3 separate regions of the Homo sapiens genome follow, and all the other regions are linked to region 3. A link is a loop called in an ENCODE intact Hi-C map of the cell type or tissue named here. Cell type or tissue: mammary epithelial cell. All regions are shown on one strand.

Region 1 (8,000 bases), 160 kb after region 3:
CTTTTGCTGCATTAATACATTAATAAAACATTACCTTCTCTAAATTTAAACATTACACCTAATTAATTCACCAAAATGTCAGTTGTCACCTAAAGCGTTATAGTAACAAGGAAATACCTTGGAATAAAGAAGAATCCTCACAGGAATAGAGAGAGTGGAATGAGCTGATTTTATTCATATTTCAATGATCACTGTAGCCTTCCCTGCTACTATTTACTCTTCCAGTGAAGCCTCAGAGAGAGGCATTTAAGAATTACCTCCAGTGATGCAAGGGACTCCATTTCCACATGGCCCTTCTCTTGTCTTAATTACAAAACATGTTGTACCAAACAGTCATCACTGCTGTAAGCTCTCTGGCAAGCCCCCAAATCACAAACCTTGGTGATAACTTCCACAAAGCACATACAGCCAGTCACAAATAGATTTATAAAGATAAAACCTTTTTATGACTTCAAGCACCAAAGAGATGACTTTATGAAGGCTGTCATTTATACCACTGTCTTTTGTTATTAAGGAAGCAGAAAATGGAAATAAGAATAGAAAATTGCTATTTTCTAATAGAAATTTAGAAAGCAGAAGTAAAACTTGAGCGTTCTATCCATGCCCATAAGAAATATGGTTTCCAATGGGGTTTAATTTTTGTTATCCCATGCCCAGGGTTTTTCAACCAAAAAGAGAATTTGGCCCCTTGTCTTCCTTTTGTAATAAGCTACAATTTTAGCAGCAGAGGCAAGAGATTGGAAGAGATACAGACAATTTTTTTAAAGGCTTATACCCAATGAAACACAGTCTTTTAAAAGCAAGTTGCATGAAAACAAAACATTCAAATCCTGTTTCTTCCTGCAAATAATTTTAAACTAACCAGCTAACTGCTAGCATACCACTGACCTTTGCCTTGGACTCGCAGGTTTTAGGAATAATCTAAAGATAGACATTTTTTTTTAGTGATGAATATGATTAAATTACAAACGCCCGTTTTCCCCTTAAAGACCAATAAATAATGTTTCAATTTTAAGCAATAAAAGGTCGAAAAAAACTCAAAATCAACAAGCTATTAATCTAGTCTTTATTACAAATGAAAGACGTCAAGGCCCATTTCTCATACGGACTGAGGTGGCAAATGGCAATCTCTTATGTCAAACTACAGTGATGAGACCACCTAATTATGGTTATATTTATAGATATCTGGATTTCATCATAATCAACCTCTCTCTTGCAAAGTGAGAAAAAGAAATGTCCACCAAATTAGTCCTGGTGACATAAGATAATGTCTGTCTAATTGATCACAGCATCCTCAAAGCCATTAGCTAGGACCCACGGAAAGAAAAACATTTCAGCTTCTCCACCTGACACCAAACATTCAACTTGCAGGGACCAACACCACTATCTAGAATGATCCCTATAGAACCTCCTTACTGAAGACCGATAAAATCCAGGGGAGAAGGGCGTGAACGGCATCCAAAATGAAGACCCCAAGAATTGTCCTCTATCATCAGGGCTAGGAGATGCAAGGAAGAGTTAAAATCCTGGCTATGTAAGTCAGCATCTCCATCTGAGCCTGGTGAGACCTGACCGAGGGCCCTGTGAGACTTTCAGATCCGCGGGGAAGCCACACTGTCCGGGATACTTTGAGTTTCTGATCTGTTTCCCACGGTCTGCCACATAGGAGTGTCCTCCGTATTTGGCAGTGGAGAGATAAGGATACAGAGAGATCCTGTGTGTGGGAGAGGAAGGGGTGTAAGAGAACGCATCAGAACGCCTCAGAGGTCCAGGAGAACTCCGTCTCCGGGCCTCTTCCTCGAAGTTGCAAACCTGGGTCTGTATCAGCAGGCAGGGCGGGAGGGGGTGGCTGGACGCCTCACTGCGTGCGCTCCCCGAGGCTGCTGTGACAATGGTAAGAAGATGGACCAGTGAACGGGAAACATGACGTGAGGGGGTCTTACTTTTGCAGCTCGCTGCCCAGGGCTGGTAGCCATAGTAGCCAGTGATGCGCAGGATCCGCTCCTCGATGGACGTGAGCCCCACCGGCCCGCTGGTGAGATCCTCCACGGAGCGCGACCATTTCAGATCCTCCTTAATCGCCTCGTCCACCACCAAGTACTTGAGCTGCCGGAGCTGGGGGCTGATGTCGGACAGTCTCCGGGGGCTGACGTCCGGTGACCTCCTCATGCCACTGCGGTCGCAGGCGCCACGGGCAGGTGGGTGGGCAGGGGGAGCATGGACAGAGAGGAGGGGATTCGTGAGGAGCAGATCCCAGGGCGAGAGCAAGAGCGCGGCCGGGGCCCTCCGGGGGCGAGCGCCGCGGCAGAGCCCGCGCTCCTCCCTTCCCGCCGCCACTCACCCACTTCCCCGGGCAGCTGTCCCCAGTGCCCTATCCTGGGCGTCTCGGGGCAGTGCGGGTTGGGGCGAGTGGCGAGGGAAAGAATGACTGAAACTTCCCGAGCAGCTCCACCGCGCGCGCCGCCCTTCCCCGAGCCTCAGACTGCCCAGTGTCCCAGCTGCAAAGGGCTACCCCGGCGCTCCGGCCTCCCGCCCGCCGGCTCGCTCACCCACGCCCGGGGCGCTACTCACACGGCAATGCTCTTGCCCCTGGGTGCGCCGCTGGGAAACTCTCGAATCCCCATAGGCAAAGACAGAGTGGGACCGGCAGCTCCCAGACTTGAGGCGGAGGGGCCGCGGGCCGGAGCTCCCTGCAGCCGCTAGCCTGGGAAGACTGGAGTGCGCTGCCCACCGAGGGTCTGCGCCGCGCCGGCCGCCCCGGGCCGCTTTGTGCGCGCCCGCGCGGTCTGTACCCGAGCGCCTCCGCGGCGTGCGGCACGATGCAGGCGCGGCGGTTCAGCCCGGTGACTCCAGGCCGGCCCGCGCGCTCGCCGCAACGACCCGGCAGCCGAGGCAGCGCCGCGCCCCACGCCCGTCACCGTCGCCGCCGCCCTAGCACACCGCAGGCGTGAGTCTCGCCGCGACCGGGAGAGCCCTCCCAGCTGTGCGCTCTCGAGGCACCTGGTCGGGCGGGGAGGCGTCGGGTCGGGGCGCACAGGGGCCAGGCGGGGGCGCTGCTGCCCACTTCCCGCCTCCCGGGCGTGCGCTCCGCCCCGGAGCCCGCACCTCGCGCCCGCGCTCCGCCTGGAAGCCTTGGGGCACCGGACGCGCTCCTCCACCCTTCTCTTTTGACTCAAACCCTGCCGCTCCCAGTTCAGTACTTTTCTCTCTCTCTCTCACACTCTCTCTCTCTCTCTCTCTCTCTCTCTCTCTCTCTCTCTCTATGTATATGTCTGTCTCTCTCTTTCTCTAAATTAGCAAAACTACTTGGAAAGAAAGAAACCTGGTTCCATGCTCAGCATGCCAAGTGAATAAATGGCGTTTCATAGGCAACGCTGAGACACAAAATGTATTATCTATTACGCTGTGGGGATCTCTCAGTCAGACCTGGTCCTCAGAGAGCTTACTTTCCCACTGATGATGCAATTACGAAATCAGTTCTCTCTTCATAGATTTCCATTTTAAAAGCTTCTCATCTTTTTCCTTACCACCCCACTGCCCCCGACGGCCGAAAGGCATTCTCTTCAGACTACCTAATCACCTTTCCTAATATTATTTTTCATCGGGGCAAATTTAGAAAAGATAGAAGTATGTGGAGAAGAAAATATCCATTATCCAGCCAAAAATGACGACTTTCAATTATGAACGTATTCTCTTCCAGGCTTTTTTCCAACGCAAAATACAGTTGTCACAAAAATCGGAATGAAATTGTACACACTACTTTATGTACTGCTTTTTTTATATTAAAATCATATTGTATAGCAGCAAACTATGAATAGAGGGGAACTTTCTCAACTTGAAAAAGAACATTTACAAAAGCGTACAGCTAACACCATGCTTAATGGTGAGAAACTAGAAGCTTTCCTGTTAAAATAAGGAACAGGGCAAGTATGTCTCTACTCAGCAATCCTTTTCAGCATCATACTGAAAGTCCCAGCTAATGAAATTAGACAAGAAAAGGAAATTAAAAGTATACGTATTGTGAAGGAAAAGGTAAAAGAAAACTGTCTTTGCAGCTGACATGACTGTTGATGTAGAAAAATTTCAATTGACAAAAAAACTCTCCTGTTACTAATAAGCAATTATGGTAAGATTGAAGGATACAAAATTAATGTACAAAAGTCAACTGCTTTTCTATATACTAGCAACGAACAATGGGAATTTGAAATTAAAACCACAATACTATTTATATTAGCACACCACTCAAATGAAATATTTAGGTACAAATCTAATAAATATGTACAATATCTATATGAGAAAAACTACAAAACTGTGATGAAAGAAATCAAAGAACTAAATAAATAGAGAGATATTTTATGTTCATGGATGGAAAAATTTAATATTGTTAAGATGTCAGTTCTTCCCAACTTCATCTATAGATTCAAAGTAATTCCAATCAGAATCCCAGGAGGTTATTTTGTGAATATCACAAACTGATTCTCAAGTTTATATGAAAAGGCAAAAGACCCATAATAGCCAACACAATATTAAAGGAGAAGAACAAAGTCTGAGGACTGATATTGCCCAACTTCAAGACTTACTATAGTTACAGTAATCAAGACAGTGTGGTATTGGTGAAAGAGCAGACAAATAGATTAATGGAACAGAATAGAGAGGCCAAGATAGACCCACACATAGAGTCAAGTGATCTTTGACAAAGGAGCAAAAGAAATCTAATGGAGAAAAGATCACCTTTTCAACAAATGGTGCTAGAACAACTAGACATCCAATCACAAAAAAAAAAAAGAAAGAAAGAGAGAAAAAAAGAAAAGAAGCTGGATACATAGATACAGACCTTACACCTTTCACAAAAATTAACTCAAAATAGATCATAGACCTAAATATAAAATGCAAAACTATAAAACTCTTAGAAGATAAAAAGGAGAAAACCTAGGTGACCTTGGGTTTGTAAATGACATTTTAGATACAACATCAAAGGCATGATCCATGAAAGTAAAAATTGGTATTGGACTTCGTTAAGATTAATAACTTCTGCTCTACAAAAGACACTGTTAAAACAATGGGAAGAAAAGCTACAGACCAATAGAAAATATGTCAAATCATATACATGATTAAGAACTGTAATAAAAAATAAGAATAATTAGAACTCAACAATAAGAAAATGATCCCAATTAAAAAATTGGCAAAACAGCTGAACAAACATATCAATAGAGATGATATACAGATGGTAAATCAGCACATGAAAAGATGCTCCACATCATACATCATTAGGGAATTCCAAATTAAGACAAAAAAGATGTATTGCTATACACCTACTAGAATGAATAAAATCCCAAACGCTGACAACATCAAATGCTGGCAGGATGTGGAACAGCAAGAAGTCTCTCATTCATTGCTGGTGGGAATGCAAAATGGTACAGCACTTTGGTAGACAGTTTGAGTTCCTTACAAAATTAATCATACTGTTACCATGCAACCCATCAGTCATGCTCCTTGATATTTACCTGGATGAGTTCAAAACTTAAGTCCCCACAAAAATCTGCACACAAATGTTTATAGGAACTTTTTTCATGATTGCCAAGATGTCCTTCAGTAGCTGAATGAATAAACATACTGTGGTACATCCATACAAAAGAATATTCCGTTCAGTGATAAAATGAGCTATCAAGCTGCAAAAAGACATGAAGGAAATTGAAAACATATTGCTAAGTGAAAGAAACCGGTCTGAGAGAGGCAAAACTATGGAGATAGTTTAAAGATCACTGGTTCCCAATGGTTGGGGAGAGGATGGGATGAACAGGCAGAACACAGAGGATTTTTAGGGCAGTGGGTTGATTTTGTATAGTACTGTAATGGTAGATATATATCATTATACATATGTCAAAACTCAGTGGATGCACAACCCTAAGAGTTAACCCCAATGTAAACTATAGACTTTGGGTGATAGTGATGTGTCAATGTTGGCTCATTATTTGTAACGAATGTACCACTGGTGCAGGATGTTGACGTGGGTGGAGAGAAGCTGTGGGTGTGTGACAGGGGGAAGGTATTTAAAAACTTTCTGTACTTTCTCCTCAAATTTGCTGTGAACCTGAAATCGTTCTTTAAAAAAAGTCTATTTTAAAAACTTCATTATGCTGCTTTTCTATGTCACTATGTTCTTCTAAAATATTTTCCAGTTTTATTAAGGTTAAGTGACAAATAGAAATTATATATGCTTACAGTGTAAAACATGATGTTTTGATATATGGATACACTGTAAAATGATTAAATCAAACTAATTATCATATCTGACACACCAAATACTTAACATTTTTTAGGAGAACATGTAAGATTTACTCTGTGAGCAGTTTTCAAGTATACATACATTATTGTTAACTATACTCACCACGCTGTATGTTAGAACCCTAGATCTTATTCACCCTGTCTAACTGAAACCTTGCACACTTTGACCAACATCTTCCCATTCCTCCCCATAGTCACAGCTTCTAGCAATCACCATTCTGCTCTCCGCTTCTATGAGTTCAACTTTTTAAAATGTTCCACTTGTAAGTGAGATCATGTGGTATTTGTCTTTCCATACCTGGCTTACTTTACTTAGCACAATGTCCTTCAGGCTTATCCATGTTATTGCAAATGACGGGATTGTCTTTTCTTTTTGAGGCTGAAGAGTATTTCATTGCATGTGTGTGTATAAATATATGTGTATATATAATATTTTATTTATCTATTCATCCATCAATTGACACTTAGGATGATTTCATAACTTGACTATTGTGAACAGTGCTGCAATAAACATAGGAGTGCAGATATCTCTTTGATATACTGATTTCATTTCCTGTGGATATATTCCCAGAAATTGGTTTGCTGGATCATATGGTAGTTCTATTTTTAGTTTTCTCAGTTACCTGCATACATTTTCCCATAATGGCTGTATTAATTTACATTCCCACCAACAGTTTATAAGAGTTCCCTTCTCTCCATAGCCTCACCAATACTTGTTTTCTTTTGTCTTTTTGAAGAAAGCCATTTTAAAAGGTGTAAGGTGATATTTCGTTGTCATTTTAATTTGCATTTCTCTTATAATTACTGACATTGAGCATTTTTTCATATACCTTTTGGCCATTTGTGTGTCTTCTTTTGAGAAATGTCTATTCCTGTCCTTTGTCCATTTTTTAATTGGGTTATTTGTTTTGTTGCTACTGAGTTTTTGTGTTCCTTATGTATTTTGGTGATTAACCTCTTATCAGATATATGGTTTACAAGCATCTTCCCTCATTCCTTATGTTGTCTCTTCACTCTGTTGATTATTTCCTTTGGTGGGCAGAAACTTTTCAGTGTGATGCAATCCTATTTATCTATTTTTGCTTTTGTTGAGTGTGCTTTGGGGTTCATATCCAAAAAATTGTGAAGTGAAGAGTCAATTTTTTTTAAAAAAAAGCAAAATTGACAAACCTTTAGCTAGACAAACTAGAAAAAAGAGAGAAGACTCAAATAAATCAGAACTGAAAAAGGAAATATTGCGACTGATACCACAGAAATACGAAGTATCTTAAGAAACTACTATGAACAACTATACACCAACAAACTGGATAACCTAGAAAAAAATGGATAAATTCCTAGAAACATACAACTACCCAGACTAACTAATGAAGACATAGAAAATCTGAATAGACCTATAATTAGTAAGAAGATTGAACCAGTAATTAAAATCCTCCCAAGAAAGAAAAGCCCAGGACCTAATGGCTTCACTGATGAATTCTAAAAAACATTTAAGAATGAGTTAATATCAGTCCTTCTCAAACTTTTCCAAAAAATTGAAGAGAAGGGAAGACTTTCCAATTTATTTTAAGAAGCCAGCTTACCATAATACTGAAGCCAGAGAAGAAGGCTACAAAAAAGGAAAACTATAGACCAATATCCCTGATGAACGTAGATGCAAAAGTCCTAAACAAAATACTGGCAAACCAAATTCAACAGCATATTAAAGGGATCATACA
Region 2 (8,000 bases), 550 kb after region 3:
TCATTTTGAAATGGCTCTTAGCCTAATGTCAGGCTATAGCTGGTGCTGCACAGGGCAACTAAAACCCAGATAAAAACCCACAGTCTTTGTGGTTTGAGAAACCAGGGAACAGAGTTCAGGACACTCATATTCACTAGAAAGTGAGGAGAAAACTCTGGAGAGCAAAGGGCAGAGAGGGAGACACCAAGTATATGAAATTTTTCTAAGCCTTTGGTTGACCCCTGAATACACATCAACGTTGATGCACCTGGAGGCAACAGCTGGATGTGACTTGGAGTTGTCTCAGGTTGAGGAGATGATGTGAAACTTGTGATTTTATGTGCAATAATTAGGTTATGTTAGGCAAAGACACCTTTGGATATATGAGAAGAAAGGTTTATTGGGGTGGGTAGCCCACAGGTGTGATTTCAGAGAGGCATTTTGAAACAATCCTCCCTATTGGTAACTGCTCCTGGCATTCATGAGTGGTCCTGCATCAGCCATGGCTTCTGTATCAGTCAAGGTTCTCCAGAGAGACAGAATATGTATATATATGAAAGACAGTGTATTAGGGAGAATTGGCTTACACGATTACAAGGGCAAAGTCCCACGATAGGCCACCTGCAAGCTGGAGAATGAGAGAAGCTGGTAGTGTGGCTCCTAGGGAAGGCAGTAGGTAGCTCAGTCCCAGTTTGAAAGCCTCAAAACCAGGGAAGCCAGCAGTGCAGGCCCCAGTCTGAGACCAAAAGCTTGAGAGCCTCCAGGAGGCTCCAAGAGGTTGTTAGTGCAAGTCTCAGGTCCAAAGGCTGAAGAACGGAGAGTCTGGTGTCCAAGGGCAGGAGGAGAAAAGGTGTCTTGCTCCAGAAGGGAGAGAGAGAGAGAGAAGCAGCTAAGAAAACTGCTTGTCCTCCTTCTGCCTGCTTTGTTTAACCAAGCTCCCAGCCAATTGAACAACGTGGGCAGGTCTTCCCCTGCCTTTCCACTGACTCACATGCCAGTCTCCTCTGGAAACGCCCTCACAGACACACCCAGAAACAATGCCTCACCAGCCATGCAGGCATCCCTCAATCCAGTCAAGTTGACACCTAATATTAGCCATCACAGCTTCCTATGTCACTTTGGGTCTCTGGTCCTAGTGAAACAGGTTCTATCAGATTCTCTCTCCTAGAAAATTGGAAATTCATGAGAAAGCACATAAAGAATGGGGTCTCTGGGGCTGAATCACGCAAATAGCAGTGCTAGAGAGGAAAAGTTCACAAACTGGCTGAGTTCCCGGGAAGAATCTGCTTTTACCCTTCCCAACAGGGCTGAGTTGCTCACTTCTTCCCCGAATTCAGTGAATATGCCACTATTCTGTCAAAGAATATATATACATATATATATACATTTTGTCCCTTAAACTACTAGGAGTCAGCTTCTGTTACTTGCAGTCAAATGAGCCACACTTTGGTTATTTAGAGCCCAGAATTAATGAGGAATAGCCCTCAGTGATATGAATTTGAGAGTGGTCAAAATGTCACAACCATTGACATTCATCACCATGGTACTGCTGGAAACCTTTTATTCCCACCATTAGAATAACTTTGGGGATTAAAAGCATTGTCTCTAAAATGTCTTTTTTAAAGAATTAAGATTAATAGTAATGTTGGGAGTAGAACCCCCTAACGTATGCATGATACAACTCAAACTCATTTTTCAGGGCAAGTGGTCCGAGACAGGAAAGCTTTGCCCCTGAGGGGCAGGAAAAATGCAGCACAAGAAGCAGAGAGGCCAGCACACTGAGGGGGCAATCAAGGGAGGGGGGCTTTGGGAGTCTTAACTTTCTCAGCTTTACCTAGGAGGCAGCATAATGACTGCTATAAAGCCAGTATGTGATGTCCAGAAGATGAGGTCAGAGAGAGTGTCAGAGCCAGATCACTTAAGACCTTGCAGGCCTGGGCAGAGAGTTTGGATTTTTAAAAGTGTAATGGTAAGTCATTGAGAGCTGAGCATAGAAGAGTAAAATCATCGGATTTAAGTTTTCGAAAGATCACTCCAGGCTGGGTGCAGTGGCTCACACCTGTAATCCCAGCACTTTGGGAGGCCAAGGCAGGTGGATCACGAGGTCAGGAGATCGAGACTACCCCAGCTAATATGGTGAAACCCCGGCTCTACTAAAAATGCCAAAAAAAAAAAAAATTAGCTGGGCATGGTGGCGGGTACCTGTAGTCCCAGTTACTCTGGAGGCTGAGGCAGGAGAATGGCGTGAACCTGGAAGGTGGAGCTGGCAGTGAGCCCAGATCGCGCCACTGCACTTTAGCCTGGGTGACAGAAGGAGACTCCATCTCAAAAAAAAAAAAAAAAGATCACTTCCACTGACCCATGCACAATTGGGGGCAAGGGCAGATTCAGAAAATCAGGTAGGAGTTAAAACAATAATCCAGGCAAAGAGTAATGGCATCTTAGATGAAGGTGGTAGAAATGGGGGTGACAAGAAGTGCTCAAGTGCAAGATGTACTCCAGAGGTAGATCTTTAAGGATTTGCTAATGGATTGACAATGTGGTATAAGAGAAAGATAAATCAAAGATGATTTCTAAGTATTTGGCATGAGCAAGTGGGATGATCATTTGTTTCACCAAGATGGGGACTGTATCAGTCAGGATCCAGTTAGGAGGAAGAAACTATACCTGTTATTTTAACAGAGATTATTTAATATAAAATTTAATATTAAAAAATAACCTAGGCAAAGTGAACACCATGGTATCACTGAGGTAGCAACTGCAGGAAGCAACCACCACTCCCAGGGATGGAAAAACAAACAGAAGGGGTTGGAATTATGAATATTCAGAAGCGTGGAAGCAGGTCCGATGTAGCTGAGTACGATGAGAAGGGGGCACTGCTTAGCTGGTGCTATTGTCTCTCAGCTTAGAGGAAAAGCACTGCAGAGCTGGGACCCAGACCTCCCAGGTGATTGGTGTTGTTGGTTTCTCCAAGAAGACATAACAAAAGCTGGGAAAAACTGTGATCACTACTGGCATCAGGATAAACCACTGCTGCCAGGTGGAAAAGCATTGCCAGGGTTAGATTGACAGGAACAGGAAGTCAAAACAGGAAGAGAAAGTAAACCAGGAAGAAACCCAAAAGGAAGGAGGAGCAAGTTCCTTCTGTCTTCTCCAGAGTTAAAGTTTTTTTTCTCTAGCGCCCCCTCCTGGCAAAGCCTAACAGGGACCCACTGGCTAAACAAATGTGAGGAGACAGGTGGGGTTCAAGCTGAGAAATAGCTTAACAGCTGATAGAATTTGGATTCGGGGGCATGTTTTGGTAGGAAGAATCAAGACTTCTATTTGAGGGATCTATTGTGATGCCGAATGGAGATGTTGGGGAGAGAACAGGTTATACAACCAAGAGATGAAGGAAAGGTTGAAGCTGGGGTAGAAATTTGAGATTCAATAATTACCATGCTTGATTTGTTTCCATAAAAAAAGGAAACCAAAATAAGAATTAAAAACTAAATTATCAACACTGAATACTTTCCTTACTGAGCTATGTAAAAGCATGCTATGATTGTGATTTTACATAGGCTATGTACAGATAATTTTTCTTTTTGCTCAAAATTTGATAATGAAAGATTTAGAAAGAAATGGGACGATCCAAATAAAATGTTTCAGTGTGGCAAGATAAATTTAGGGCTTCGTATAATGAGGGGAAGAATCTCTAAATGTCCTCTGTTCCATGTGTTTTCTTTCAGTAAGCACTATATAGAAATAATCCCAGAAATATAATTGTTCTCTTTATTCCTCTTGATTTAAAGAGAGAATGTTTCTTTTCATGGCATTTTAATAAAATGCGGCATTATACAAAATATTGAGACATTCATAAATTTCTTTAACAGGACAAAAATAATATGATATATAGTAATTAGATATTTCCTACTTACATCATCCTCATTTGAAATGACCTTGAAACACTTTACAAAAGCTCTGAGTAATTAATAATAAAAGGAACCCTAGACATTGATAGATATTATAATTCTTCCCATTATAATTATGGAAAAAGCAAGATATTACACATCTTCCACTGTCCTAAGAAGTACTCATTTTAGGATTTAGACAGATTGAGCATGTTTGTTTATAGGGCTGTGTTGGGATGGCTACCATGGGTTTATAGAGTGGAAGATGAAAGAGTCTCCTGAGAAAGAATACATCCAGGAAAAGAGTTGGTACACAGCTATGTCTAATATTAGAGCCTTGGTCACAGTATGGGACAGGAGACTCAGTAGAGTCAGCGACCAAACTGTTCTTTTGACCTACCTCCATGGATTCATCTCTGAGTTCTAGAGAGAGATGAGCAGCAAATAAAAACTTACAATTTTTCTCACCAAAAGCTCTGTAAGATATTTATTTTTTTAACCGAGCATTTATTGCTTTTTTCTGCCCAGCATCCCTTACGTTCATATTCCGATAGCAGTACCTTTCCTTCTTTGTGGAATTTTTCTTACCCTCTCTTTTGTGAGGCTTTAATGGTACTCTCCATTTCAATATCTTATCCTCGGGCCACCACGATTGATGCAAGCAAAAGCACCTGACCCAAACTGTATCAAACAGTATCTTTGATAAGATTTTACATATCGTTACAGGATCTTTGGGGTGTTGCTTTTCTGGCCAGAAACCTCTGTGGCTGGTGGCACCTTTCCCTGAGTGTTGCTCGGGCCCACTGAGCTTGTTCCACTCACTTGGCCTGGCAGGCCACGCTCGGCTCACGCCACCAGCCTGGACCCCACGACTCTGAGTGGGAGTCAGGCATGGAACAGCAAGGGGTGTGTGAACGAGTGTGGGGTCCAGCCACTGCACACAGTCAGACACGACAGCTGCTGCCATGGCACAGGCAGCTCCAGGTGCTGGGATGGGTGCCCACTCTCTGTGAGACTGCAGCTGGACCAGGTGCACCACAAGCAGCTTCCCTGGCTGGCACCAGGGAATGCAGTGGTGCCCGGAAGCCTGGAGACATCAGGAACCACAGGGCCCCAAAGAGGGAGTCACAGACCTGGCTTTGGGAGCCTCCAGGGCTGGGATCCCTGAAGGGCTGCATCTTTTCTCTCCTTCTCTTCACCTGCAACATAGCAAGTAAGGGGCATGTTTCAGCCCTGTTTGTGTTACAGCTCTTTTAGCCTCATTTGGCAAGTCCCAAGTTCTTGTCCCTTGACCAGAAAGAATAAGGTATACAAACAAGTGGAGGGTGAGCAAAATGAAGAGGAGCTATATTGAGCAATGAAACAGCTCTGAGGAGACTGGCAGTGGGCAGCTTCTCTCCCTAGCCAGGGTGTCCCAACAAGTGTTCAACTCTCAGGAGAAAGGGTAGCTCATCTCTGCAGCTGGTCCTCTAGTCATCTCCCCATTGTCTCCCCATCCTCTGCTTGAGTCTGGCTGAGTCTGGAGGATTTTATGGGCCTCAGAGGGGAGGAAGTGCATGCTGATTTGTCCATGGGCAGCCATGGGTGGGCACAGGGAAAAGCACCATAAGATCCCCCTCTGGTCCACCAGACTGATGGCCTGGCTCCCAGGCTTCAGGTCCTCCCTGCTTGAAGGTGGGGCCTCTCTGGAGACCAGCCCATTCTGCCCAGGAGCCTGTCTGCCTCCACTATGGTTCACAGCACCCAGGCTGTTCATGGCATCCAGGCTGTTCATGCTAAGGGGCGCCTGAAGGCCAGTGTGGGGCTGTCCCCAGGGCCCCCTTTGCCTCCCTCCCGTGCTTATTGGTGCCCGAAGTCCACAGGGGCTGAGGTGGCAGGGGGCTTGCATGTCAGTGCTGCCCCGAGTGTGTGAACGCAGCTGGGCTGCAAAAGTGTGCAGGCTCATCCCCCAACTTTGCTCAGAGATTGGGAGAGGCACCAACAGCTGGGCCAGGCCATGGGAGCAGCCACTTCTGAGCCTGTGGAAGGCAGGGGGTCTTCCCAGACCCCGAAGAGCACAGAGATGCCTGGGTCTGGAGCCGTGGCAGGGCACCTGCAGCAGCACCCAGGGAGTTCCCACCCCACCAACTAGAAAGGGGCAGGGCTCCCACTTGTCCCCTGCTCTGCCAGCTCCCTGGAGTGACCTCGCCACACCTCTTTGCAGCCTGGGGCGGGAGCCTGGCAACTGGGGGAAGGATGACGTTGCTGTGAGTTCTTTCTGTGTCCCCGGGCTCAGGGGAGGCCTGAGGTTCCTCCTCACCCAGCTGGCAACTCTGCCTGGGTGTGCCTCTGGGAGCGCCTCTGGGAGCCCATCATGAGCACCAGTCCGGCCTTCGGGAGCTTCAGGCTCGGCAGTCACCCCAATGTGGGGCCGACCCTGAGGACGTGGCCCTGGGTGGCCCCGCCAGGGCTTTCTCCCAAGGTGCATGACTGGTTTGTGGGCACGGTGGCTGGCTGCTCCCTGGTTCCTGTAGTGGGAGCCCCTCCCACTTCCCACCCCGGGCCCCTGAAGCATGGCCCCAGCTCCGCCCCCCGCCGGCCCCCACACTCCCCGTGGAAGCGTGGCACCACTCCAGGCCCAGCTCTCCCTCAGGGCCCCTCTCTGCCTGCCCCTTCCGTACCCGACTGCTCTGCTCCCCCACCAGCTGGAGACTCAGCCCGGCCCCATCACGGCGGCCCGCAGGACGGGGGGCTCCGGGGACTGTCCACCTCCTCCCCATGCTCTCCCTGCAGCCGCAGCGGGTGACAGCAGTGACGTAGGGCCACAGTCTAGAGCAGTGGAGGCTCCGGGCCTGGGAGTGGTCCAGCCTGGCTCCGTGAGGGTGGGGGTGGCACAGTCGGCTGCCCCAGGACTCGAGGCACAGGGGACTCGAGTCACAGCGGTCCCACCTATGGTGGCAACCACATTACTTTGAAAGAGAAAAAGTAGTATCCCTCCTCTAAGGTTGCTAAGCTAGGATGATGTGAGCCTGGGTCAATGGCAGGCCATTTCTCAACAAACTCATCACATTCCCCATGAAAGAAATAACTTCATAGCAAGTGGGAATGAAAGCAATAGAAAGAGAGAGATGTGGGGCTTTGAAATGGGTGGAGATAAATATTGACACCAAGGAGGGAGGGAGTGAGGGAGGAAAGAAGAAAATGAAAGAGCAAAAGTGAGTCTAACATTGTTGAGGCTCTGAAGATTCTAAACCCATATTGTGGATTTTCTGATTATATATGATTCAAGAACTTCCCAGTTTCTGAAGTCCAGAGAATTAACAGAGATCAGCATAAAAGTGGAGGAAGGGCCAGGTGTGCACTGGCTCACACCTGTAATCCCAGCACTTTGGGAGGCCGAGGCAGGTGGATCATTTGAGGTCAGGAGTTGGAGATCAGCCTGACCAATATGGTGAAACCCCATCTTTATTTAAAAATACAAAAAAAATTAGCTGGGTGTGGTGGCTCATGCCTGTAGTCCCAGCTACCTGGGAGGCTGAGGCAGGACAATTGCTTGAACCCGGGAGGCAGAGATTGCAGTGAGCCTAGATGGCACCACTGCATTCCAGCCTGGGGGACAGAGCAAGACTCCATCTCAAAAAAAAAAAAAAAAAAAAAAAAAAGACAGTGGAGGAAGAAGATTTTTCCTGTTATACCAGAAAATAGCTGGCCCCATGGAGCCTTTATAGGATACGGCCACTAGCACCTCGAGTGCCTCAGCACATTGATAACTGCATCCCTGCAGGGACACATCCAGAGCACGCGACTGTCACAGGTCAGAGCCTGAAAACGGGCATCTGGAAAAACAGATTTAGTAGTAGCAAGATGCAGCAAATGTCATTAAAATTGCTACGGTCTGAATGTTTGTGTCACCCCCAAGTTCATATATTGAAACCTAATCCCCAATGCAATAGTTTTAAGAGATGGGGACTTTTAAATCATGTGGATAGAGTGCTCATTAATAGGATGAATGCCCTTATAAAAGAGGCCTGAGAGAGCTTGTTTGCCCCTTCTTCCACATGAAGACACAGAGAGAAAGCACCATCTAGGAACTAGGAAATGAACCCTCACTAGACACCAAATCTGCTATAACTTTGATCTTGGACTTCCTAG
Region 3 (8,000 bases):
AAAATATAAATCTCAGCCGGGTGCGGTGGCTCATGCCGGTAATCCCAGTACTTTGGGAGGCTGAGGCGGGTGGATCATGAGATCAGAAGATCAAGACCATCCTGGCTAACACGGTGAAACTCCGTCTCTACTGAAAATATAAAGTTAGCCAGGTGTGGTGGCACATGCCTGTAGTCCCAGCTACTTAGGAGGCTGAGCCAGGAGAATCACTTGAACCTGGGAGGTGGAGGTTGCAATGAGCTGAGATTGCACCACTGCACTCCAGCCTGGGTGACAGAGCAAGACTCCCTCTCAAAAAAAAAAAAATGTATTTTATATATATATTATATATTTTTATATAAAATTATATATAATATAATATATAAATATGTATTTATATATAAAATTTTATATATTATATTATATATTATTGTCTATAAATATATTATATATTATATATTTTATATACAAAAATATACAATATATTATAATATAATATATAATATATATTGCATATAATATATATTATAATATATATTATATATAAAATTATATAATTTTATATATTATATATAGTAAAATTATATAATTTTATATATTATATGTAGTAAAATTATATAATTTTATATATTATATGTAGTAAAATTATATAATTTTATATATAATATATTACATATAAAAATATATATAATATATAAATATAAAAAATATGTAAAATATATATAAATATGCCATATATATATATATATATATATATATATATATAATGTCTCAAATCTTATCCTGTCACTCCTCTGCTTGGACATTTCTTTATTCCTGTCTCACAAGGAACAAAAGCCAAGCATTTACAGCGGTCTGCAAGGCCTACGTGGTCTGCACTCTTGCCTCTTACTGCATGCACACATGCACACACACATGCTTGCTCACACACACACCTCTCTGACTCCCAGATTACTGGCTATTCCTGCTCCTACTGTACTTTGTTCCTACTTCTATTATAGTTCCTATTTGTGCCTACTTCTGTTTCAGGGACAGCAATTATGGGTTCTATGATGGCTTCTCTCATAGCTAAGGCATGGTGGCACGCGCCTGTAGTCCCAGCTACTTGGGAGGCTGAGCTGCTTCTTGTAGCTGTTAGCATGTGAGTCTTCTGTTACAGACTGTGAATCAGATGAGAGTCAGGGCTAACTTACCTTTGCACCTTTCACAGCACCCTTGACTGCATCTGGCTGACAGCAGTTGTTGAAGTTTTCTTAATACAGGAGTTTCAAGAGGAAGCCATAAACCAAAAGGCAGGGACAGAGTGCATTCACTATTTCTGAAAGTTTGAGGTGCGTGGAATTTTTCGCATTGAATCCCACGTTTACAGTCACTTTCTTAACACATTTAGAGACACTTCATTTTCATTTCTGATGGAGTTTCGGTTGGCAGAGGCTCCTAACACTTTTAAGCTTATCTGTCTCCCTTCCAATCTCATAAGTGGTTCATTATCCTTAAATTGCTTAAACATCTCTAGGAGAGCCATGAGGTTTTCATAATGTGAGTAAATGGCATTTAGTTGGAAGGCTCTCGGTTACCTGAAACCAAGCCCAGAATTTTGGAATAAGTAAAGCCCACCTCTGGAGGCCAAACAGATATTTCAGAGGTCTTCACCAAACCCAGCTACTTTATTTGAAGGTAAATGGCAGAGGCCTTGTGCATGAATTACCCTTTCCTGTGTAACAAATCACCACCACCATGACCCATGACCCCTTCATTTGCTCCTCACTCTGTGAATGAACAATCAGGACTGGACTCAGTCAAGCAGTTCTGCTGGTTTTGCCAGGGGTCATGCATGCAGCTGCAGTCATCTGGAGGCTCAGCTCGGGCTAGGTGGTATCAAATGTCCTCACTCACATGTGTGGTGGTGCTGGCTATTGGCTGGGACTCTCTTTGCCACGTGATTTCTTATCCTCCAGGAGGACAACCCAAGCTTCTTCGCCAGGTAGTCTCAGGGTTCTGAGAAAAGAAGCTGTAAGGCCCCCAGATTTCAGGGCTCAAAAGTTGCTTCTTAGGCTAAGCAAGTCAGCTGATCAAGCCCAGAGTCAGAGTCAAGAAGACCACTCACGGATGCGGACATAAGGAGAGGATATGCGGAGGTCATGCTGCAAATGATCCACCACACCCTTGCTCAGAGACCACGGACCGGTGTTTGATATTTTCTAATAAAATTTTTATTTGGCTTTTTAGCCCATGGGATATTATCCTAATATAGTAAGTTAGAATTGTCAATAGACATTGGTTACTAGAGGCGAGTATGCTAAAGGTAGCGACAATAGCCGTTGAAATCTTCAGAAATAGGAAAATAATTGAGGCAAATATAAACCCCTAAGTTGAGATCTCAAAAAGCCTCAAATCAGTTGTCATTTGCAGTGTGTAGGTAGAAAAAAAAATCACAATTGCCTCTGCAATATACTTATGTCCTTATTAAAATGGGATATAACAAATGATGATTGTGGTGATAAACTTTGACAAATCAGAACTAAGAAAGCAGAGTAGAACAGTACACATTTAAGAAAGTTATTTATTATAAGAGTTATTTGTAAAAATGTTTGATCCTTTAAGTGACTAGCTTTATTCATACGCAAATGAAGTCATGGAATTATGTATTCCCTAATGAACTGCAGAAAGTGGGTACAAAAACAGCTTGCAATAACAGAGATTTTAATATAATTGTGTGTGTGTGTGTGTGTGTGTGTGTGTGTGTGTGTGTGTGTGTGGGAGAGAGAGGGACAGAGACAGAGAGAGACAAAGGGAGAGAAAGAGAGAGAGAGAGGGAAGGAAAGAGAGAGAGAGGGAGAGAAAGAGAGAGAAAGGGAGGGAGGGAAAGAGAGAGAGAGACAGAGAGAGAGGTTGGCTTCTATTCTTTGCCCTCGTCCAACTTCTATTTGAGAAGTAGGGCAGGGGCAACCCTTTTTATCTTTGGGAAGGAGAAGGTAGTGGGAAGTGAAGAGGAAGAGACCAGGAGCATAATGGAAGGCAACCCTATTTCCATAGGTAAGAAGCACATGGCCTTCCTGGCGTCCTCCCATTCCTACCTCCATGGATTGCTTAAAAACCATGAGGAAACCTGGACTCACCGCTGCAGCCTGGAGTTCCAGCTAACCACCCTGGTGGGATCCAGAAACAGCAATGAGGCCAGCGTAGTTGGGGCAGAATGAGCAAGGAGAAAGTGGTACTAGATGAGGCCAGAGAGGTGGGGAGGATGTGGGGGAAGAGAAGATCTGAGGGCCTTGGAGATTTCTCCTGGGAGTAAGATGGGAATCGCTATAGCAGAGGAGGGACCTCACCTGACTTCAGCTGCTGTGCTGACAAAAGGCTTGAGCAACGGGCAGCCAAAGAAAAAAACCACGGTCCTAGTAACTCAGTGCTTCTCTTCATCAGTCTTCACAAAAAGAACTGTGGAAACTGGAATTCCTTGGAATTCCTAATATAATAATGATAATTATTTTTTCTCCAGCGAGCTACTGGACCCCAAACCATTCCCATTGATACGGATACCAGAGCAGAATCGTGCCACCAGGTGGCGCCAAGATGCAACCGGGATGGAACCGATTTGGCTCTTGCCTCCGGACCAGCGAAGGGCCCTCAAGTCATTCACTGACCTCACGACAACGTCACCCCGTGTTTAACGCAACTGAAATTTCTGGACCTCATGTATGGCAAGTTTTTACTGTATTAGTTTATTGTTTTAATCCTAATTGTAATTCATTTTATTTTCTTAAATGGAAGTACACTCATCTAAACTCGTTCTAGAAAAATAGTTAATTTTGTAAATAAATGTTGTGCTCATATAGTTTCAAGAAATTACTGTGGTTAAGGTGTAGTCAACCAAGAAATGTTTTATTTTCAAAAGGTCATACATACTGTTTTTAAGTCTTTACTAACATCACATGCCCACCAAAGTGGGACATGATCTATTTTTCTCATAGCGCTCGTGGCAGACTCATATATTGTGATATAGAAATTTTATTTTAAACACAACAATAGTAAAAGGATATATGTATAAAAGTAAATCTTGTATTCTTAAGTCCTAAATCTCCCTAGACCTGAAAACAAAAATGTCAAACCAGAAGCCAATTTATTTTAAAAAATAAGAGTTTGGGCCTGGCGCGGTGGCTCACGCCTGTAATACCAGCACTTTGGGAGGCTGAGGTGGGCGAGTCACGAGATCAGGAAGTCCAGAACAGCCTGGCTAACACGGTGAAACCGCGTTTCTACTAAAAAATACAAAAAATTAGCCGGGCGTGGTGGCACGCGTCTGTAGTCCCAGCTACTCAGGAGGCTGAGGCAGGAGAATCCCTTGAACCCAGGAGGCCGAAGTTGCAGTAAGCCGAGATTGTGCTACTGCACTCCAGTCTGGAGACAGAGCGAGACTTTGTCTCAAAAAAAAAAAAAGTGTTTGATCAGTAGATCTCACATCACTTTTCACAGTCTCCCTTTCCACACTTAGAACCATGAGCACTGTAAGCATACAGTAAAAACTTCCCAGATGCACACCAACTGTTCTTTCTCTTATCATAGTCATGCTCCATGTTTTGTTATAACCAGGTTACTTAAGGCAACTGGCACTATTTTTCGCTGTCTTCTTTTTACCTCTTATAAAAGAAAATAGTCTTCAGTACTTTGATCATGACCCTTCAGAATATCCTATTCTGGCCGGCTTTCAATATCTGCTTCCTATACAGACAGGTGTAAATGCACTAGAGTTCCTTACTTTCCTGGGTTGCTGTTAGAGGATAAGAAACTTTAGTAACAATTTATGGCCCTAGGTACTATGATGCCTGAACTACCTCTGGTCTACCCTGGGATCTATTTGAACGCAGTGTTCTAAGGCAGTTAAATCAAACAATTATCATGTTTTAACTTGATTTAATAGCACACATTAAAATCCTGCGGAATTAATTACATAAAATGAGCACAATTAGCCACAGCACAACAACTATAAAGAAAGAGATTGCATGTGATTGTGTCAGGGTGAGCCACAGGACCCTGGGGGTAGCATCTCCAGTTGTGTTATGTGACAGCCGAAACCTGCTGGAGGAAAACATCTAGGAAAACATCTTGCTTACAGAGTTGGAGTGGAATTCTGGTGACTCCACTGAATCCTAAAAAGAATGGTAAAAGGTTTTAGAGGAATTTTCTATAACCCTGATAAATAAATGAAAATTATAATAAGATATATTTTGGTCTCTTAAATATTAAATTAACCATAGAATAAAGTCCTTCTTATTCTAACATTTGGAGATCAAAAGCCTAGCAGCCCATTTCCCAGTCAAAAGGATCACACGCAAGACACATAGCTGGAAAACAGAAAAATAAATTCAAGGGAAACACACAGTCCTTTCTCAGATGTGATCAAGGATCACAAGGCAATGGAGGGGATCTAGGGCTATGAAAGCAAAAGTATAAAACAGACAAAGGAAACAGTCCCCCCCACCAAAAAATCCAAATGTTTAGATATCTACTTCCAGCATGACACCAGGAGGGGCTCCACAGACATGCTTCCCAGTGAAAATGGTGAAATTATAAAAACAAACAGTTCAGTGAGATGGAGATTTCATTCCAGGTGCAGTTAACAATACAGGACTATCTGGACCCTCAGATCCCACATGTAGGACTATCTTCACAGAAGAAGCGGCCATTGGCAGGTCTCAGATCGTTCCTAGCTACCTGTTGATGAGGCCAAGTTCTAGGTGAATGCCAAAAAGTGGATGCTCCCTTTTTCTGCCTAGTCCTCCATGCTGGGATTGTGGCAGGCTGGGTCTCAGTAATTCAGGCCTCCATAACAACTGTTTCAGTATTGACTGAGTGGTTAAGTTAAATATTAAAAGCTAAACAAAAGCCAGTGCCCTTATACCAAGGCTGAAATATGACAAAAGCCCACCAAGAGTTTTGCCTAGGTCTTTCCTAGGCCTTAAAACATGACAAAATAACAAAGGAATTGTTAACAGGACCCATTTAGGATTAAACAAGTTTTATTGGGGGGATCTGAAGAAACTCCCCAGGCCTCCATAAACAAGCTTATTGGAGGTCTGAAGGAACTCCCCAAACCTCTGTAGTTTAGCAGGAGACAAGATAGGGGTAATCACCCCAGCACCTGTACCCATTTAGATTAAGTAAATTTACTGAGGCTCCAGAGGAAGGTCTTCAGGACTCAGACCTTAGTTATAGATTAAAAGAAGTTAATCACTTATGTCTTTAGATGCATTCACACTTACACATAGACATATAGCTTAGAAGGTATATAAGCTCTGGAAATTTTTGTAATTTTGAGTTGGTCTGGTGATAATTTCCAGGCCTTCTGTAACTGGTTGCAGAAATAAAAGCTCTCTTCCTCCCCAGTTCATCTGTAACTCCTCACTGGGCCATGAGAAAGAGCAGCCCAACCCTCAATTTGGTCCGGGAACAGGACGGAGGCTCTACTTTGGGCAGGACACTAATAGGAATCCTAGGACCCTGATGGTGCTTGCTCTTGCTCAGATCCTGAAGTGGGGGTTAAACTCAGAGAGAAGCATGTCATTTTCTCCACACACAGAACCTTGATTAAGAGATTTTGCTAGGCCGGGCATGGTGGCTCACACCTGTAATCCCAGCACTTTGGGAGGCCGAGGCGGGCGGATCACAAGGTCAGGAGTTCGAGACCATCCCGGTGAACACGGTGAAACCACGTCTCTACTAAAAATACAAAAAAAAAAAAAAAAAATTAGCCAGGCGTGGTGGGCACCTGTAGTCCCAGCTACTCAGGGAGACTGAGGCAGGAGAATGGCATGAACCCAGGGGGCAGAGCTTGCAGGGAAAGGAGATTGCGCCACTGTACTCCAGCCTGGGCGACAGAGCAAGGCTCCGTCTCAAAAAAAAAAAAAAGATTTTGCTCATGGATGAAAGAAAAGAACAGAAAACAGAAATCTCTTAATTATTTCCTAAAGAAATTGACTTCATTTGCAACAGAGCCAGGAAAAGTTCAGGCCTAAGGGCACAATCAAAACCAGCTGATATTGTGGTAAAAGACAACTTTAGGCTTACTAGTTTGTCAGAGAGGTCCAAGGAAGGAGACAGCTGGGAGGAGCCCTCCGGGGTTCCACATGAATCTCAAACATTGACCTGAAAACTATTCAAAAGAGCCACAATAGATTGAATAGTCTGTAGAACAATTTATGCCCCCAGGACATAACCAGTTTGTGCGTAGTGGAGTTTAATAACTAGGTGTGACCAGGGAAAGAAAAAGTCAAAGATAGCTTTGCCAACACCACTGTCATCCTAGGGTGACTCAGGGTATACCCAAGGCCTTACCACCAAAGAATAACATCAGAAACTTCAGGCAATGGAGCTATAACGAGAAAGAACAAGAGGAAAATAAACCTCACTAAATGATCCAGACAGTAACAAAAGTTGTCAGTAAGCAAAGAGCAATTCCAAGTCCTAGGGATGGGGAGAAGTACTCAGAGTTACAACAGTATGTTCTCTACAGTGGGGTTTTAGGTAACATTTTTGTCTAGTATCCAACAAAAAATATTGTGAGACATATAAGAAACAGGAAATTGTGACCCATACCTCCAAAAAATAGACAACAGAAACTGACTGTGAGAGTGACCAGATGTCATATTTAAAAGGCAAAGTTTCAAGTAACTGTTATAAATATTTTCAAAAAAACGAAAAGAAACCATGTTTTAAAAGATAAAGATATGATGACAATGTTGCACCTAATAGAGTACCACTAAAGAGACAAATATTATTTTTTTAAAAAGCCAAACGTAAATTCTGGAGTTGAAAAGTATAACAACTAAAAGAAAAATTTAGTAGAGGGACTCAACAGTGGATTTAAACTGGCAGAAGAAAAATTAGCAGACTTGGGGATAGATTGACAAAGATTATGTAACCTGAAGAACAGAGAAACAAAAGAATAAAAAAAATTAGCAGAGACTCAGAAAAGTTGTGACACTAAGCACACCAATTACCAATATATACATAATGGGCAAACC

The links. Peaks named below come from ENCODE experiments on the same cell type or tissue, not always from the same donor. Only the 100,000 strongest peaks of a DNase experiment are listed, where the experiment ranks them.
Region 1: it touches region 3 in a loop (11-fold over the local background); 8 of 110 quality-filtered maps call a loop at or near these places.
Region 2: it touches region 3 in a loop (4-fold over the local background); 3 of 110 quality-filtered maps call a loop at or near these places.

Annotation. Positions count from the first base shown.
Region 1 is chr1:233,899,702-233,907,701 of GRCh38, reverse strand. It overlaps SLC35F3 (solute carrier family 35 member F3), which reads right to left and starts at 3,026. Exons shown (of 8, transcript NM_173508.4): 1 at 2,572-3,026; 2 at 1,944-2,173. The coding sequence starts at 2,624. In mammary epithelial cell, a CTCF peak has its summit at 3,033 (motif pointing right); DNase peaks (open chromatin) are centred at 2,531 and 3,041; H3K4me3 peaks cover 2,275 bases; H3K27ac peaks cover 1,892 bases.
Region 2 is chr1:233,513,686-233,521,685 of GRCh38, reverse strand. No RefSeq gene overlaps it. Among named protein-coding and RNA genes, the nearest start is that of KCNK1, 96 kb to the left of the region's middle. RefSeq lists an enhancer at 2,969-3,263. In mammary epithelial cell, a CTCF peak has its summit at 3,182 (motif pointing left); DNase peaks (open chromatin) are centred at 965 and 3,135; H3K27ac peaks cover 1,584 bases.
Region 3 is chr1:234,061,569-234,069,568 of GRCh38, reverse strand. All of the region lies in intron 2 of SLC35F3 (solute carrier family 35 member F3), which reads right to left. Among named protein-coding and RNA genes, the nearest start is that of SLC35F3, 160 kb to the right of the region's middle. In mammary epithelial cell, a CTCF peak has its summit at 3,542 (motif pointing right); DNase peaks (open chromatin) are centred at 3,568 and 7,208; H3K27ac peaks cover 2,034 bases.